Linked DNA regions of Mus musculus: region 2 is linked to region 1. The links are chromatin loops, found by intact Hi-C in ENCODE. Cell type or tissue: gastrocnemius. All regions are shown on one strand.

Region 1 (8,000 bases):
CTTTGTTGCTTTTGGGTTCTGTTTGGGCGAGTCTCCTGTGAGCTGCCGTGTCAGTGTAGCTGAGTGAACACTAGCTGTGTAAATAGCTTCTCATGAGACATTTATATGGATAGCTGTGTGGTGTTTCCTTCCATTATCAATAGGGACTCTTTGTGAACGCCCTTTCTCTGTAGCTACCAAAAAAAAAAAGTCCTGGCTTATGGTCCCATGTGACCTTGTGTCCGTTAAACCCAGAATATGAGTGCCTTTAGCAAGTGTTAGCATTTCACAGAGGGTAGAGAAGACAGGATTTACTGCCATTAACCACTGTTCATTAAATAGCTTGAAATATCAACGGTCCTTGTGAATTCTGCTCTGTGTCTGCCTCCCTCTCTCCATTTCCTAGTGCAATCTCAATTTGCTTTTGGGTGAAGTGTGCACTCTGGGTGGGAGCCTGGCTGCTGAGGCTGGCAGTAGTCATCTCTGTGCCTGTGTTTGATGCCACTGAGGACTCAGAGCTTGAGATGCTGATGTGGAAGCAAACGTCCTACAGTGACCGCGCTCCGGCTTGGTTCTTCTGTAGAGTGGAGAGAATTATGTATACAAACAGACTGTAGCTCTGGGTGGTGTTGTACTTCGTCTCTGCGTGGATAGAGGGACCTTTTTAAGCAAGTTGGAGGCCTTTGAAAATGACAGTTTCCTTCCTTCGATTAGCTGAAAATATTAAATTTCCTGCGGTCTCTACAACCTTCTGAACATACGATTAAACCAATTTTCATGTAGAAATAGTAACATTTGCCTCAGAATTTCATTATGAAGAATTTTGGACATTTGTCAAAGTGGAAAACATTTTGGAGCACACCTAACTCTATCTCCTACTGTTGACATTTCCCTACTCGGGTTTCCTCACGACTCCCATGAGCCCATCGCTGTGTTCTTCTGTCTGCCCATCAGGACAGATGGCTCTATACATTTCAGACAGCGTCCCTACCATGGGTGTCATACACTAGGATTTAATATTCACATGTTAATGTCTTAGGAAGACAGCATGTGTAGGTCATAACCTGAGGCAGTAAGCAGTCTCTGTACTCTCCTGTGGATAGCAGTCTTCCTTGTTTCTGTTCTTGAGTGTGCTTAGGGTTTCCAACAAGTCCGTACCAGGTTACGTGGCCCACAAACGTTACGTTCCCGACAGGACTTGCTGTGAACTCCCAGGCGCTGTAACCACTCGCCTCCTATGCCTGTACATAGCAGGATTAAACTCTGAGACAACAGTACTGTCTACTGAGGGCTGGGCAAGCCTTAGGCAGTCTACAGCCTCCCTCCAGTCATGTCGGAGAGAACTGCGGTCTGCCTCCATCCTCTGCCCGCCTCCTGTGGCCAGCGCTGCAGAGCTGAAGGGGTTTGCTCAGGTTGGATAGGTTGGATGGGGAGAACCAAATCACAATCCAACCTGAGTGCATTTAAGTTGTAATCTTAGGCTTCCAGTGTAACCGAACACTTCCTTTTGTGCCCTTAGAAGGACTGTGTTTATTTTTTACCAACTAGAATTTTAGTTTTAGACATTTCACAGTTCTCTTAACACAGAGATATTCCTGTGGGTATTTGTTGTTTTTGTGATGTTCCATGTAGCTCAGGTGAGTCACTTCTACTATGTAGCCAAGGCTGACCTTGAACTCCCCCGATCCTCCTGCCTCCACCTCCTGGTGCTGGGATTACAGGCATGTACCACCATGCCAAGCTATATAAATTGTAGTTCTAATTGAGTCCAAAGCAATTGCTAAAATCTCACTGCACTGTTGAGCACCAACTCATGCAGGGTCTGTCTGATTGTTTTTGTCTTTAAATGGCTTTTATGACCACTCTGGCTACGTAAGTGGTCACGTGACCCCCCCTCCCCCCACCCCTTCGTGAAAATGGTGTTCTCCATCACTGACCCCTCTCATGCACTCTCTACCTGATGCTTTTTTTGTTGGTTTTAAGAAATGACTCCATAAGTCAGGGTGAGCGATACTGTCTTAGGCAGGGCAAAGCCCTCTCGGGAGCAAACCCTCCTGGACGTGGCTGGTCGTTGTTCTGCCTTCTTTCAGTATCTGATCACCCACCAAAGGTTCTGTAAGCCAGTGTGTCACTTTGTAAGTCTCACGTTGACTCTGCTCACCTGTGGCCCCCCACCCCCCACCCCCAGTCAACTGTAGTGACCTGGCATGGGTTTTGTGTGTTGCCTTCGAAATGCCTTATTGGGTATGCCAGGCTACTCTGTCAAGCATCCCAGCTGTCTGCTGAGACATACATGTCCTCTCTGGGGTATGTGCTCTTGATCCAGAAGCAAAGCTGATCTTGCTTTCAGTGTCAAGGGTGCGTTTTAATTCAGTTATTGTCTTAAGTTAGAAGTGAAGCAGGAAGCCGAGAGAATGTGAACCTTTCACGTGATCAGTGTGGCAAACCGAAAATGTGCTTTTGCTGTTTCACTAGAAAGAACGCAGCTAAGAAATGCCAGTCCAAACCGGAAAGTGGGGCTGTGTCATATCACGCTCCCCACTTGTCACTTGGCCGTTGAGTGTCTGAGCAGGCCACCGGGCAGTGGGCCAGTCTATGTTCTGGGGCTACAGAGCTGACTGACGTCACAGGATTCAAACCAATCAACTGTGAATTGTGAAATTGAAATTGCTCTTTTGGTTTTTATTTCCTTCAGCCTAATAAATACAGAAGTCTGAATGTTATTTAAGCTTAGACCACTTACGTTGGCTCATCTTGGCTGTGTATTCTCATGTATGTACTGATTTCTGATAAAGGCTTGATGACATTGTAACGGGCTTTTTGTGTTCAGTTCAATAAAACAGTTTCTGAGTCTTGTCTCAAAAGCGTTCGGTTCTGAGTCGGGAGGAAGTTAGCATCAGTGATTAGCACCCAGCTGTCATCCCCATACTTCAGGTGGGATGTGCGCTCCCAGTTCACAGCGGTATGTGGTCTACTGTGTGCTTTCCAAGGCTTAGAATACTGAATTTGAGGACTTGCTGTGGAGTTGGCCTAGCTACCCATCCACCTCCGACTCTTCCTTCCCAGCTAACCTGGGACCGGGGTGTATTCTGTTTTGTGATACCTTCTGATATTTATGTTCTCTTCAAATTCTGAGAGAATGAACCCAGAAGAATGACAACTCCTGCTCCTGGAAAGAAACACATCAGAGAGCAGACGCTCACTCATCTCTTGGGCATTCCACCTATGAAATGGGGTTATGGACATAGTCACTGGAATGCAGTCCTCACAGAGTCTTTGGAGTGCTGTGGAGTGCATGCATCATGCTTTGAATTTAAATGTCTGTTTGAAAAGTAGGTTGTAAGTTTTAAGATGGGATGAGGAGGGCCATCAGAGGTGCCTAAGTCCCAGGAGCCTTGCAGGTTTCCTTGCTCTAGGTTTTCCCAGATGGGGACCTTGGCCCTCAGTCCAAGGTCATGCCCCAGCCTATGCCTCACAGCTGCCTGTAAGACCACACCGGACATTCCCAGGCCACTGGTGACCTGATAGGAGAGTGTGAAGGCCGCACCCAGTGTTTGTGAAGAGCTTTAAGACTTGTCTTTTGAGCTCAGGGCACAAAAATTTATCCTATTTGTGGGATACTCAAACTATTGAGAACTTAGAAATGAAGACAGTTTATTGCAGTGCAATGAGAGTGTTAATAGGACCGAGACAAAAAATCTTAATATAAATGTGTCTAACACACGTGTAACCCCCTAACATACATGAGATGTGTACTTGGCCCTGGAATGTACCTGGCCCTGGAATCTACCTCTGCGACCAGAGGTAGACCTGCCTTTGGAAGAGAGAGAAGCTGGTAAGTTAGGCTTGCCATTTGGGTTTTTAGGTATGTAATTAGAACTTCAAATGTATTTTGGACGGCAGCCTTCCCTCCAGACAAGAACAAGATGGCTTTCATATTAGCTTCATTATCTAATCCTTGTTTGCCAGAGGCTCCTTTGCTCTGATTTTCATAACAGTTCACTGGGTTATAGACTTGGCCCATAGGTATTTAGCGCCACCGTGTGGACTCTTCAAAGCTTGCATCTAGCCATTGTGAGGAGCTTAAAGTCAGGATTTAGGTTTAAGAAAATGTGGAGGATATGCGTTTTACTGGTAAGTGCAGCAAAACATAGGTTCATTTGAAAATTCAGACATAGTGTCTTCAATAACTATTGGTGAATGTTTCCCTTGATAAAGCTGCTAGAGTAATTATTGTGGCGAATGCCTATTTTATTTTAAACAAATACAGTTCTTTCAGAATGCCTGTTTTATTTAAAAACCAAACCAGACAACCCCCTCACTCCACATTTTGCTGCATGTGGACAAGAAGAACAGACCTGAGAATGAAGTGATCGTAAGTGCAAGTCTCTACACCGGGAGCAAGGAATTAGATCCTCAAAAAAAAAAAAAAAAAAAAAAAAGACTGGGGAAGTGAGAAAAACAATGAAATAAAGGCACAGCGTGTGAGAGTGAGTCACTGGGACAGCATAAAAACCAAGTTTGAAGCTCTAAGCTTTTCCTGAATGTGATGTGTTTGGGGCAGGGGCAGAATAGTTTCTGTACAGTGAGTTGCAGCTCAGGAGACAGGACATTTGGAAAAGGCTGGTGCTAATGCCCAGTGCTCACTGTCTCGAGGCCGGCCTGGTCGAGAGTTCCTTCCATCCCTTCCTTTGTACTGTAGGTCATTTAGAGGAGTATCTTAAAAATGACTTTCTCTTTTATCTTTTTGACAAGCTAGATCCTGAACTCACTCTGTTTTCCCATCCCTTAAGCTGTTTTCCCATCCCTTGAGCTGTCAGTTACTCTAGTTCTTTAGTTTCTGGAGCTGGTCTGTTTGCCCTTTTTGGTGACACCAGTGTGTCATGACAAACAGCCAGCAGTGTGGCTTGACCTTTGAGTGTGTATTCTCTTACATGATAACCCATTTTTTTAGTTTGGGGAATTATTCTGACTTTTAAAGTTAAGGACTTAAGTGAGTAACTCGTGCATAAAAGAATGGGTTGCTGTAATCATTTTTAAGGTGGCATCAGATCCGCTTACTTTGTTGTGTAGCCATGACCACCATCCCGCCCCTCAGTGGTTCTCATCTGCCCAGTCTGAAACGTCATCAAGCACGACCTTCCGTTTTCCCCTCCCCAGGGCCTGGTGGCCACCATTCTGCCCTCTGAGCTTATGAAGCTGACTACCTGAGGAGTCTTACAGCAGGGGAAGTCTGTCGCTCCCTGCCTTATTCGTCTTACTTCTCTAAGCATAAGGTTCTCTCAGCACTGGACTACATGCCAAAATTGCCTTCATAGTACTCCGTTGCATGTAGAGGTACATAGAGCTTACCCATCATCCATCAGTGGGCATTTTGGTTCCTTCTGTTTACCCTTGGCTATTATAAATGACAGTTCTAAGCATATGAGTGTATGAAGGTATATATAAGTCTGTGGGACTGTGATAGGCAGCCTATTTTGGTTGAATAGGGCTTGCTCAGGTGACCCAATAGAGAAATCTACTAGGGATGGAAAGTGGAGCCACATTCCCAGAATCAGGTGCCTGTCCATAATTCTGTGACTACCAGTCAGGTAATGTCCCAAGCTTCTGACATTCTGGCTAGACTCCACCCCCACAGTTACCTGACTATAGCCAGGTATGCTCCCCTCCCCCCCCTACAGTTACCTGGCAACTACAAGATAGCCCAGCCCACTATAAGAGGGGCTGCTTGGCCCCTCCTCGCTCTCTTAAGCTCTCACCTTTCTTATTCTCTAGCCCTCCTTCTCTTTATCCTTTACCCCCTCTCTCCACGTGGCCATGGCCAGCCTCTCTCTTTCTACCTTCTCTCCTTTCTCCCTGTCTTTCTACAATAAAGCTCTAAAACCATCGACCATCTTTGATCATCAAGGCCTGCCATGCTTGAATGATGGGATGGGCTTTCTCCTAATGAGCCGAGTCTAACCTGCCAGAAGGCCATCCTGTGCTCCAGCCATGGACCTGACCAAGGACTCTCACCGATGGGAACCATCCAGCGCCACCTGCCCTCTCCTCCCTTCATCCCCAGGGCCCCTATTCTGTTCTCAGCTCCTCTGCCGTATCCAGTGTGGGATGCCAGAGACCAAGAACCTGGGAGTTGGGCTGCCCCTTGTCCACCACCTGACATGTGGGGTCAGTGGCTTAACACAGCATGGAAAGTGTGCGCAGTCCTCCTGTGTCCACCTGCCCAGAGCATCGGAACTCTAGCAGGACGTGGGTTCTCTCCCCCTCCCCCTCCCCCCCACACCCACGGCCCCACATAAATGAAGAATTAAAATGCATTCAATGCATGCAGATTGTATAGGATAATCAAGTAGACCTGTCTTCCCATAGCACAGAGAGCTCAGCCCTCTCTTAAGACTGCTTTATTTTGTTCTATTTTCAAAGAAAACAGATTTAGAAGAGTGTAAACATAAATTTTTGCAACCTACTCTTAATAAGAGTTCAACCTCTCCTCTAGCCTACCACCCAGCAGAGGTAGTGGAAGGGAAACGTTATTAGGAGATGGGAAATTGGATCTGGTCAGCAATAGTTCTTTTGAGGCGAGCTCAGTCTTTTTGGTCAGCAGTTCAGTCTTGTAGCAAACACCAAATACAACTCAGCAGCTGCAGACCAGTCCTCTCGGGCAGGCAGATACCACACATGAACCATCTGCTGCAGTCCAGTCCTTTCTGCAGGTGACACCAGGCACAAACCCAGCAACTGTAGTTCAATCCTGAAGAAACTGCAAGGCTTGCCACCTGGCCTGAGGCAAGACTGCTGCAAGTGACAAGCTGCTAGAGGAATCTTACAAACAGTCCTTGGGTGAGTTTCTCTCAATGGCACGAGTTGAGCCATGAGTTGAGCCACAAGTTGAGTTCAACAACATTTTGTAAGGTAATCCAATACATGTGTGTTGTTAGTGAAGAATAGAGAGGTGGAGGAAACCAAAGCAAAGCTTAGTGCTCATCTCCCACTGGCTGTGGGGTCATATTCATACTCCTTCATCACAGGTCCTTTCCCGTGTTTGCTGGATCAAAGCATCCTTTCACCTGTGTCTGCGTGAGGAAAACATTTTTTCACATGTCTGCTCCAGGAAAACATCCATTTACCCGTGACTACTTTAGAAAAACATTCTTTCACGTGTCTGCTTTAGCAAGACAGCCTTCTACCTGTGTGCCCCAGCAAAACATCAGTTGACATAACTAATTCCACAGAAACTAGAAGTTTCCATTTCAGAAGAGGCTCATCCTTTCCTTCACAGTTCGACTTATATTCTTGAGTTCGGTGTTTCTTTCAGTACCTATAGACTAATGATATGTAGTCTGTTGAGTGTTGTTATTTGCCTTATTTCCATGTGATTTATTGAACACACTATAATTTTTCCTCTGCCAGTAGGCACACAGGGGCCATTCAGTATTTCCTCATAGCAAATACTTCAACACATCTATGATAAATTATTTTTCTCTTTTTAAATGATCTTCTTTAAGACAGGAGGATCTTATGTAGCCCGGGCTGTCCTCAAACTTCCTATATAACAGTGGAAAACCCTGAACTCATGATCTTCCTGCCTTTACTTCTAAGTGTGGGGATCATAGGGGTGTGCTACCATGCCTGGTGTTGGGGGTCAGACGAGGGCTCAGCATGTTAGGCCAGTCCTCCATCAACTGAGACACAGATAAGAATCTCTTTTATTCTTTCTTTAAAGACTTGCTGTGTGTGTGTGTATGTGTGTGTGTGTGTGTGTGTGTGTGTGTGTGTGTGTGTTTGTTTGTTAGTAATGTTTGTGGGTACCCTAGGAGGCCAGAAGAGGGCATCAGGTTTCCTGGAGAAGTTAGGCTGTCTGGAAGAGCAGCAAGTGTTCTTAACTGTTGATCTATCTCTCTAGCTGCCTCTTTCCTACAGGCTTGTATGAGGAATCTAGAAACTTACTCCAGTGCTTTGGAACTTACATACTGGCCCCAGGTCTCACTGTAGACTTGTGGAATTAGAACCTGTCTTTATTG
Region 2 (8,000 bases), 360 kb before region 1:
TCTTTCAGTCTGTACATGAGGCTTTTAATATTTTTACTGATAGTTTATATGTTGCACAATCGGTATCCTTATTGGATACCTGTGGTATGTTTAATACGCCAGCAGGATCCCTGTTTTCACAATTGCAAAACATCATTCTTGCCCAAAAACACCCGTTCTATATTGGCCACATACGATCTCATTCTGGTCTTCCTGAACCTTTAGCTGAAGGCAATGATTGCATCGACAGAGCTCTAATAGGAGAAGCCTTAATTTCAGATCCTGTTGCTTTGACCAAACATGATCATGAAAAATTTCATCTCTCTAGCCAGACCTTAAGGCTCCGACTTAAGATCACTAAGGAGTAGGCAAGAATGATTGTAAAACAATATCCTAAATGTATTACATTATCTCCAGTGCCACATGCCTAATCATATTTGGCAAGTGGATGTAACTCAGTATGCAGAATTTGGAAAATTAAAATATATACATGTTTGTATTGATACTTGTTCAGGGTTTCTTTTTGCTTCTCTGCATACAGGAGAAGCCTCCAAAAATGTAATTGATTATTGCCTACAAACCTTTAATGCCATGGGATTGCCTAAACTTATTAAGACAGATAACGGGCCATCCTATTCTAGCAAAAAAAAAAAAAAAAAAAAATTACTTCATTTTGTAAAGAATTTGGCATCAAACATAAAACTGGAATTTCTTATAACCCCATGAGACAAGGAATAGTTAAACGTGCTCATCGCACTTTAAAAAATTGGCTTTTAAGAAACAAAACAGGGGCAGTTATACCCCCCCTCCCCGCCAAGGTCACCAAAGGCACATCTTGCTTTTGCTTTATTTGTTCTAAATTTTTTGCAAACTGATGTTAAAGGTCAGTCTGCAGTGGATTGCCACTGGCATCCAGTTACTTCTAGTTCTTATGCCATGGTAAAGTGGCAGGACCCATTTACTAATGAATGGAAGGGTCCAGACCCGGTCCTAATCTGGGAAAGGGGCTTGGTCTGTGTTTTTTCACAAAAAGAAGATGGAGCGCGATGGCTGCCTGAGAGTTTAGTTCAACAACTAGACACAGATCCTGAATCTTCTAGTAAGTATGACTCTAACCTTGATTATGGCTAAAAATCCTCTTTAGCCAAAAAGTTAAATTAAAGCACAGCCTCCACTCACAGGGAAGCTGTAAGCCTTTCTGCAATTCTCAAAGTCACCCCCCCACACACACACACACCAGGAGCTCTAAGTCTAGCCTGATCATTGCTAATTTGCAATTGAATGGGGTACCTGGTCTTCCTCCGAAGAAGCTTTTGTACTGTGCCTTTCACTGTCTTGACTTTGTTTTTCAAGCAGGTCAATCAAGGCCCTTCAGCTTGACTGCAGCAGGCATGCATCCCCGCCCCTAACAGTGCGCAGGTGGCAGTTATTAATTTTCATCAAGAAGAATTATAAGTACATATTGTGGCTTTGGTCTGATTTGGGAATAAGGTGCGCTATGAGGGCCAGTTAGTCAATGACGGGCAACCAGATCCCGGATCATACCAATCTAAGACGGGGGTACATGCCAAAAGGCCGTGGCTGTTGATATTAAACCACAGAGCCATGTTTGTGTGAATTATAACACAAACTAGCTGCATGTAACTTCCTATGACGGAATTGGATGGTTTGAGAGGATCTGAGATCCTCAGGCAGGTACGGCCGCCAGCCACCATAATTCCCAGGCAGGACTATGGAGCATAGATAAATTTTATGCCTCAGTCCAGCTTTTTAAAAATATTAATAACAGGGAGGAGATGTAGCCTCCCATAAGCCTGAAGCAGGCTGAGCCAGAACTTGACCTTGCTGCCACTAAGGAGATTATCTAGGGGGGAGCCTTCCTCCCTAGATCACTCTATTGTTGAGCCACTGTCGCTGTTCCTCTTCAAGATACTGCTACCAGCTGAGAGGCCCCGGAGCTACTCTGGAGACTATGCCCTATCCTGCACATCATCACCTGCAGCTGGTTCCAGGCTCCAAGGATGAATTGGCGGGAATGGACTTCCTCCCTCTTTTATAAAGCGTGTCCACCATTAAAAATTTGAACCTTGAGCAGACTACTTGTCTTGGTTCCATTATTTCTCAACCTGCCTAGGCTCTCTCTTTTCTTTCAGTTCCAAGATGCCTTCCAGGCTCGAACCCGGACATGTGAGCTGCTGGCTGGCCCCAACACTAAGCCTTTGATTATACTTTATTTTGAAACAAGACCTCTTAACACCCAGGCTGGCCTTAAACTCACCATCTATCTGAAGATGGCCTTGAATTTCTGATCCTCCTGTCTCTGCCTCCAGAGTTCTACTGTTACAGGCACCACCACAGATACACCTGGCTTTACACTGTGCAGGGGATCAGACCTGAGGCTTCATTCACGCTTAGTAAGCACTCCGATGCCACAGTTAATTAAAAAAAAAAAAGATAACAAGACGCTAAAATTATTGACCCTAAAGTATTGAATTGCTAGAAGAATCTCTTAAAGGAAAACTGTTCAGCCCAAGAGAACACTCCACAGTCATGGCATTGCTTCCTTTGAGGTGAGACTTAGATCATGGCAGCTTGTGGTGGTTGGTTGGTTGGTTGGTCGGTCAGTTGGTCAGTTGTTGATATTTGGAAATAGAGTTTCTCTGTGTAGCCTGTCTGCCTTGGAACTTACACTATAGATCAAGCTGGCCTCTAACTCACAGATTTGCCTGCCCCTGCCCCAAGTCCTGGTATTAAAGGGGTGTGCCACCATTCCCAGCTGCTGCTTGTATTTTTTAATTCTTAAATACTAGAAAACTTGGGGCTAGAGAATTGGTTCAGTGTTTAAGAGCACTTGTTGCTCTCTAGAAGACCCAGGGACAATGCCCAGTACCTACAAGATGGCTTGTGATCATCCAGACTCCCGATCCTAGGGATCTGACACCTTCTGACCTCCCTCAACACTTCACATACATGGTGCACAGACATACAAGCAGGGAAAGCATCTATATACCAAAAAAAAATATGTCTTTAAAATTTAGAAAACTACTTACTATATAATGAATTAAAAAAATAAAATTATTGGGTCTGATTCCCAGCACACCACAGAATCCTGGAGACTATCTGAAGGCTGCAAGATGTTTCTGCATGGCTATTTCTCCCCTAAAGCCTGATTTCTGTCTACAGTCTTCCCCAGGCCTCAGTCAATGTTACTGATACTAGTAGGATTAAAGAGCAAGAAACCTCAGGACTATTGGCTGTCCCTTCTCACTGGCACACCTTATCAAAACTAGAAGTGCCTGGGATGGGCGCACAGCTCAGTGGCAGAGCACATGACCAGCATGTGAGGGCCTCTGAGCTGGTTCCTCTGCAGTACGAGGACAAAGCAAACCAGTTCTCTTTATCCACACTTGGAGCATTTCTTCCTAAGCCCAGATACTACATCAATAAACAGTGAAGTCCCACAGTGAAGTCATCTGGCCCAACAGTGGGTGCTCAGAGACTGACTCGGAGTCCAAATCAATAGACATTGCGCTTTCAAAAGCCTGGTACTCCAAGCATAAAGAATGTTCTGTGTTCCTGCTGCAGCCTCTGGCTTCGACACAAGGGGGCGCTGGTCTTCTGTTCTTATGGTACCACACCAGTTCTCCTCAAGTCAAGCCTGTCAAAGCACATTAAGGAATTCAGTTATCACTACATAACCACAAGGACCTCTTCCTCCATGTTTATTAAATCCACTGTTGGAAAGGCTTCAACTGTTAGATACAAACGCTAAGAAACAAATTTGCAAGACTATCTCCGTCCAAAAAGAAAAAAAAAATTCCTCTTAAAAAATAGGTATACCTAGAATTACTCCATACTGTAAAATACACAAAGTAAGTGACTATGAAAGGCAAATTTCAACATAGACATTTTAGTGTAGATATATGTATTATGAGGAATGATAGAAAGCACCATCTTATGTTCCCTGACATTTCTGTGCAAGCGCTGCTCAGATTACAGGTAACTGGAATCTCAACTTCTCAGACACAGAAACAGGGTATGGAGGTTTGAATAGGAATGGCCCCCACAGGCTCATAGATTTGAGTACTTGGTCACTAGGGAGAGGCACTAAGACAGGCATTAGGAGGTATGCCCTTGCTGGAGTAGGTGTGGCCTTGCTGAAAGAAGTGTGTCACTGGGGGTGGGCTTTGGGGTTTCAAAGGCTCACACCAGGCCCTGTGTCTCTCTCTCCCTGTTGCCTTCAGATCTGGCTGTATATCTCTCAGGTACCATGTCTGCCTACGTGCCACCATGCAAATAATGGACTAAGCCTCTGAAACTGTAAGCAAGTCCCAATTAAGTGTGTTCTTTTGTAAGAGTTGCCTTGGTCGTGGTGCCTCTTCACAGCAATAGAATATTGACTGAAACACTGAGTCAGATTCACACATGTCTGTCTTGCCATTAGGATAAGAAGGGCTCTGCTAACCATCTTACTAACAGATCAGTGATTATGAGGAAGCAAACGATATTTTGAGGAACCAGCCTAACTCCATTTTGAAGACAGAAGCCATAATGCTGTATTGTTAAAAATAAGCTTTTATTTACTAGAAGAGCCGAGTTGCTGTTTTTAAAGTCTGTTTCCTCGAGCCATGATCTTGACTTATTTTTGAGGATATTCTAGCCCCCCTTAGCCTTCCCTAATCACATGATGACCACATGGTGATTTTTTTTGAGATTTTTTTTCTATATTTCCTTTTTCTTTATTGTCTCTCTTCTGTAAACCTGATTTGAAACCAATTGTGATTCTACTCCTTAGAAGGGGTCCAAGAAATAGACTATGCCCTGCTCTCTTTAACCTGATATAAGAGATAGTCGCCGCTGGCCAGCTCCTGGGTGCACCCCAATAAAATCAAGCTTCCTTCCATTTTGTCTCTAAAGTGTGGTAGTGATCCTATTCTCCCCCGGGGGGACTAACAATTTGGTAACGGCAGGCTCCTTCACAATACACCAGTCCAATTCTGCAGTGGAGACAGTGGGGTCCTCAAAAGACAACACCAGCACTGAAAACCATGTGTGAGATAACATGAATGTTTGTGTCTATGCGCTCTCACCACAAAAACAAAACACCAAAACCTTTGCTCATTTGCTGCAGCTCCTGGGACACAGGACACGATAACCATGTAGGGAGCAGGGTCGATATGTAATTAGTGGATGCTGCAAAGTAACTCCTTGGGCCACCCTGATGTACCACTAATGTGAATCAGTGGCAACATTGTCATGGAGCTGTTCCACAGCCCAGAGCACCACCAAATCCTGCCCAGGGTCTAGCCTAAACTCCTTTTCATGGAATCCAAGACCCCGGGGAACAGCTCTAACGTACCTGGCTTAGGCTCCTGAGAGTACCTTAAAGGGCCACAGATGGGGAAGTTCAAGATGAAAAGATTCATCAGTCTGGGCCCTGTCCTAACTAATTGTGGTTATCTGTTGTTGTTGTTGTTGTTGTTTGTTTGTTTGTTTTCTTCTTGACACAAGGTAGAGTTATCAAGAAGAGGGAACCACGGTTTAGAAAAATGTTACCATCAGATTGGCCTGTAGGTGTACCCATGGGAATACTTTCTTTTTTTTGGGAGGGGGGGATGAACGTTCGAGACAGGGTTTCTCTGTATAGCCCGAGCCGTCCTGGAACTCACTCTGTAGACCAGGCTGGCCTCCAACTTAGAAACCCACCTGCCTCTGCCTCGTAAATGCTAGGATTAAAGGCATTCACCACCACTGCCCAGCGACATTTTCTCAATAATTAATGTAGAAGGGGCCTGGCCCACTGTGGGTGGTGCCACACCTCAAGTGGTCATAAGTGGTTTTTAAGAAAGCAGGCTAAGCAAGTCATGGGGGACAAGCCAGCAATCAGCATTTCTCCATGGTCTCTGTTTCAATTCCTGCCTCAAGATTCCTTCCCTGCTTGAGTTCCTAGCCTGCCTTCCCTCAGTGATGAACTACAATTGTAAATTGTATAAAGAAAAGCATTTAATTGGGGGCCTGCTTACAGTTTTGGAGGATTAGTTCTTTATCATTCTGTTGGGGAGCGGACAAGCATGGTGTCGAAGCAACAGCTGAGAGCTTTACATACTAATCCACAGGCATCAGGCAGAGGGAAAGAGACACTAAACCTGGAATAGGTTTTTGAAATCTTAAAGCCCAGTGGCACATCGCCTCCAAAAGGCCACACCCATTCCAAAAGGCCACACCTACTCCAATGGGGCCACACCATCTTCAATAAGGTCACATCTCCTAACCCTACTCAGTTTCACTATCTGGCAACCAAACATTCAGTCTATGAGCCTTTGGGAGCCATTCTCATTCAAACCACCATAATGTACATATTTTATCCTTTATCCCAGCAATAGAAACACCAAATAAGTCACTGGCACCGTGAGATCAAGCTGTTGACTGCTGCATTTCTCTCAAATTGTCATTGGCTGCTTGTCCCGATGTCACCATGAAGTCTTTCCTCTATGTTTTTGCATGTCTGTGCCCAAACTTCCTCTTCTACAATATTGGATTAGGACCCACTCTGAAGACCACGTCGTAACATCTGTTAAAACATTATCTCCACATGTAGCCTCACTTGAGGTACTAGGATTATGACTTGAACATATGAGATCAATTCAGGTGATATCATCACCCATGTGTCCTGGCCTCTCACAGTAACTCTTTAAAGTTGTATTTATTTTACTTTAATTCCGCATATGTGAGGGGTAAGTTCATGTGAGTGCAGGAACCCTCAGAGGTCAGAAGAGGGTGCTTGAATCATAGGTGGTTACGAGCTGCCTCACACGGGTGCTGGGAAGTGAATCCTCCGCAAGAGCAGTACGCACTCTTTATTGTGGTGTCATCTCTCCAGCTCTTCTCAGATAGACTCCGGGTCACCCAAAGTGGCCCCTGGCCACTCCCCAAGCCTTCCTGTGGTGGCTTTACTCCCAGCACTATGTCCTCTCAGCATTCCCGATGCCTGCCCGCCTGTACATCTAAGTCAAATCTGCTTCTCTGAAAACAGCCCATGCCTTACCTGGTCCTGTAATCCTCCAAACGGATAGAATGACTCTCTCTTAAGAACTCAAGCAGCACTTGAAATACCTCTAAAATTCTACTTATTTCTGCACCCATTTCATCTTCTCTAACACATTGTTAAGTTATTTTAGGGTGCTACATAGCTATTACCAATATTTGCATACCAGCACCAGCAAGAGAGGGAGAGAGAGAGAGAGAGGGGGAGAGGGAGAGAGAGAGGGAGAGGGAGAGAGAGAGGGAGAGGGAGAGGGAGAGGGAGAGGGAGAGGGAGTGCTGTAACTTTATACACACACACACACACACACACACACACACACAGGAGCTGTTAAAATACATCATCCAATACAAGTATTCAATTCATACTTCAAATCCTTCTGTCCAAACTCAACACAAATATCACTGTTTCCTTGTCTGAATATGTTTCACATGCCAGCCTTGGTCTTTTATGCTGTACAACTCTTGCCTCATAAACGCGATAACCCTAACGGCTATTAGTGCAGGCTGGTGTCTCTTGGGACCTGGGAGGAGGCAGGGACTGAGACAAGAAGGTCCATTGTCTTGCTCTCACAAAGCTGTGAGCTCTTTGGGCAAGACTCATCTTGTGCAACAATAGAAAGGAGAATCAGCCACCAGCGATGGAACCCGGTCCCAACAGCTTATGGGTCACCCAGAGAGAAGAAAGTGCAAGCCACACTTGACCTCCTCCAGAGTTCTACCAAAGTCCATTCACATGTTGATTAAGCCAGAAGCTGCAATGGCCTCTGGCTTGAGCCCTGTTTGTGGTCACAGTGTCACAAGATTCCCTCAAGAGCTACGGGTCACCTCACTGGCAACACAAGTTGTTTTGGCTCTGCCTCCACTGCCCACTTTCATCCCCTGCTCCCCACGCTGCTGCTATTGGTTGAGCTCTTGCTTCTGATTCCTAGTTCCATGTGATCAGACTGTATCCTAGGACTCAATGGGTGGCCAAGGGG

The links. Hi-C counts contacts between places; a loop is a spot of excess contacts. Peaks named below come from ENCODE experiments on the same cell type or tissue, not always from the same donor. Only the 100,000 strongest peaks of a DNase experiment are listed, where the experiment ranks them.
Region 2: it touches region 1 in a loop (6-fold over the local background); 23 of 42 quality-filtered maps call a loop at or near these places.

What each region holds. Positions count from the first base shown.
Region 1 is chr3:32,329,635-32,337,634 of GRCm38, reverse strand. Zmat3 (zinc finger matrin type 3) reads left to right here. Exons shown (of 6, transcript NM_009517.2): 6 at 1-2,843. Among named protein-coding and RNA genes, the nearest start is that of Gm42201, 7.3 kb to the right of the region's middle. In gastrocnemius, no CTCF peak of the experiment used is centred here; DNase peaks (open chromatin) are centred at 2,551 and 4,018.
Region 2 is chr3:32,693,989-32,701,988 of GRCm38, reverse strand. No RefSeq gene overlaps it. Among named protein-coding and RNA genes, the nearest start is that of Actl6a, 11 kb to the left of the region's middle. In gastrocnemius, a CTCF peak has its summit at 3,570 (motif pointing right); a DNase peak (open chromatin) is centred at 3,579.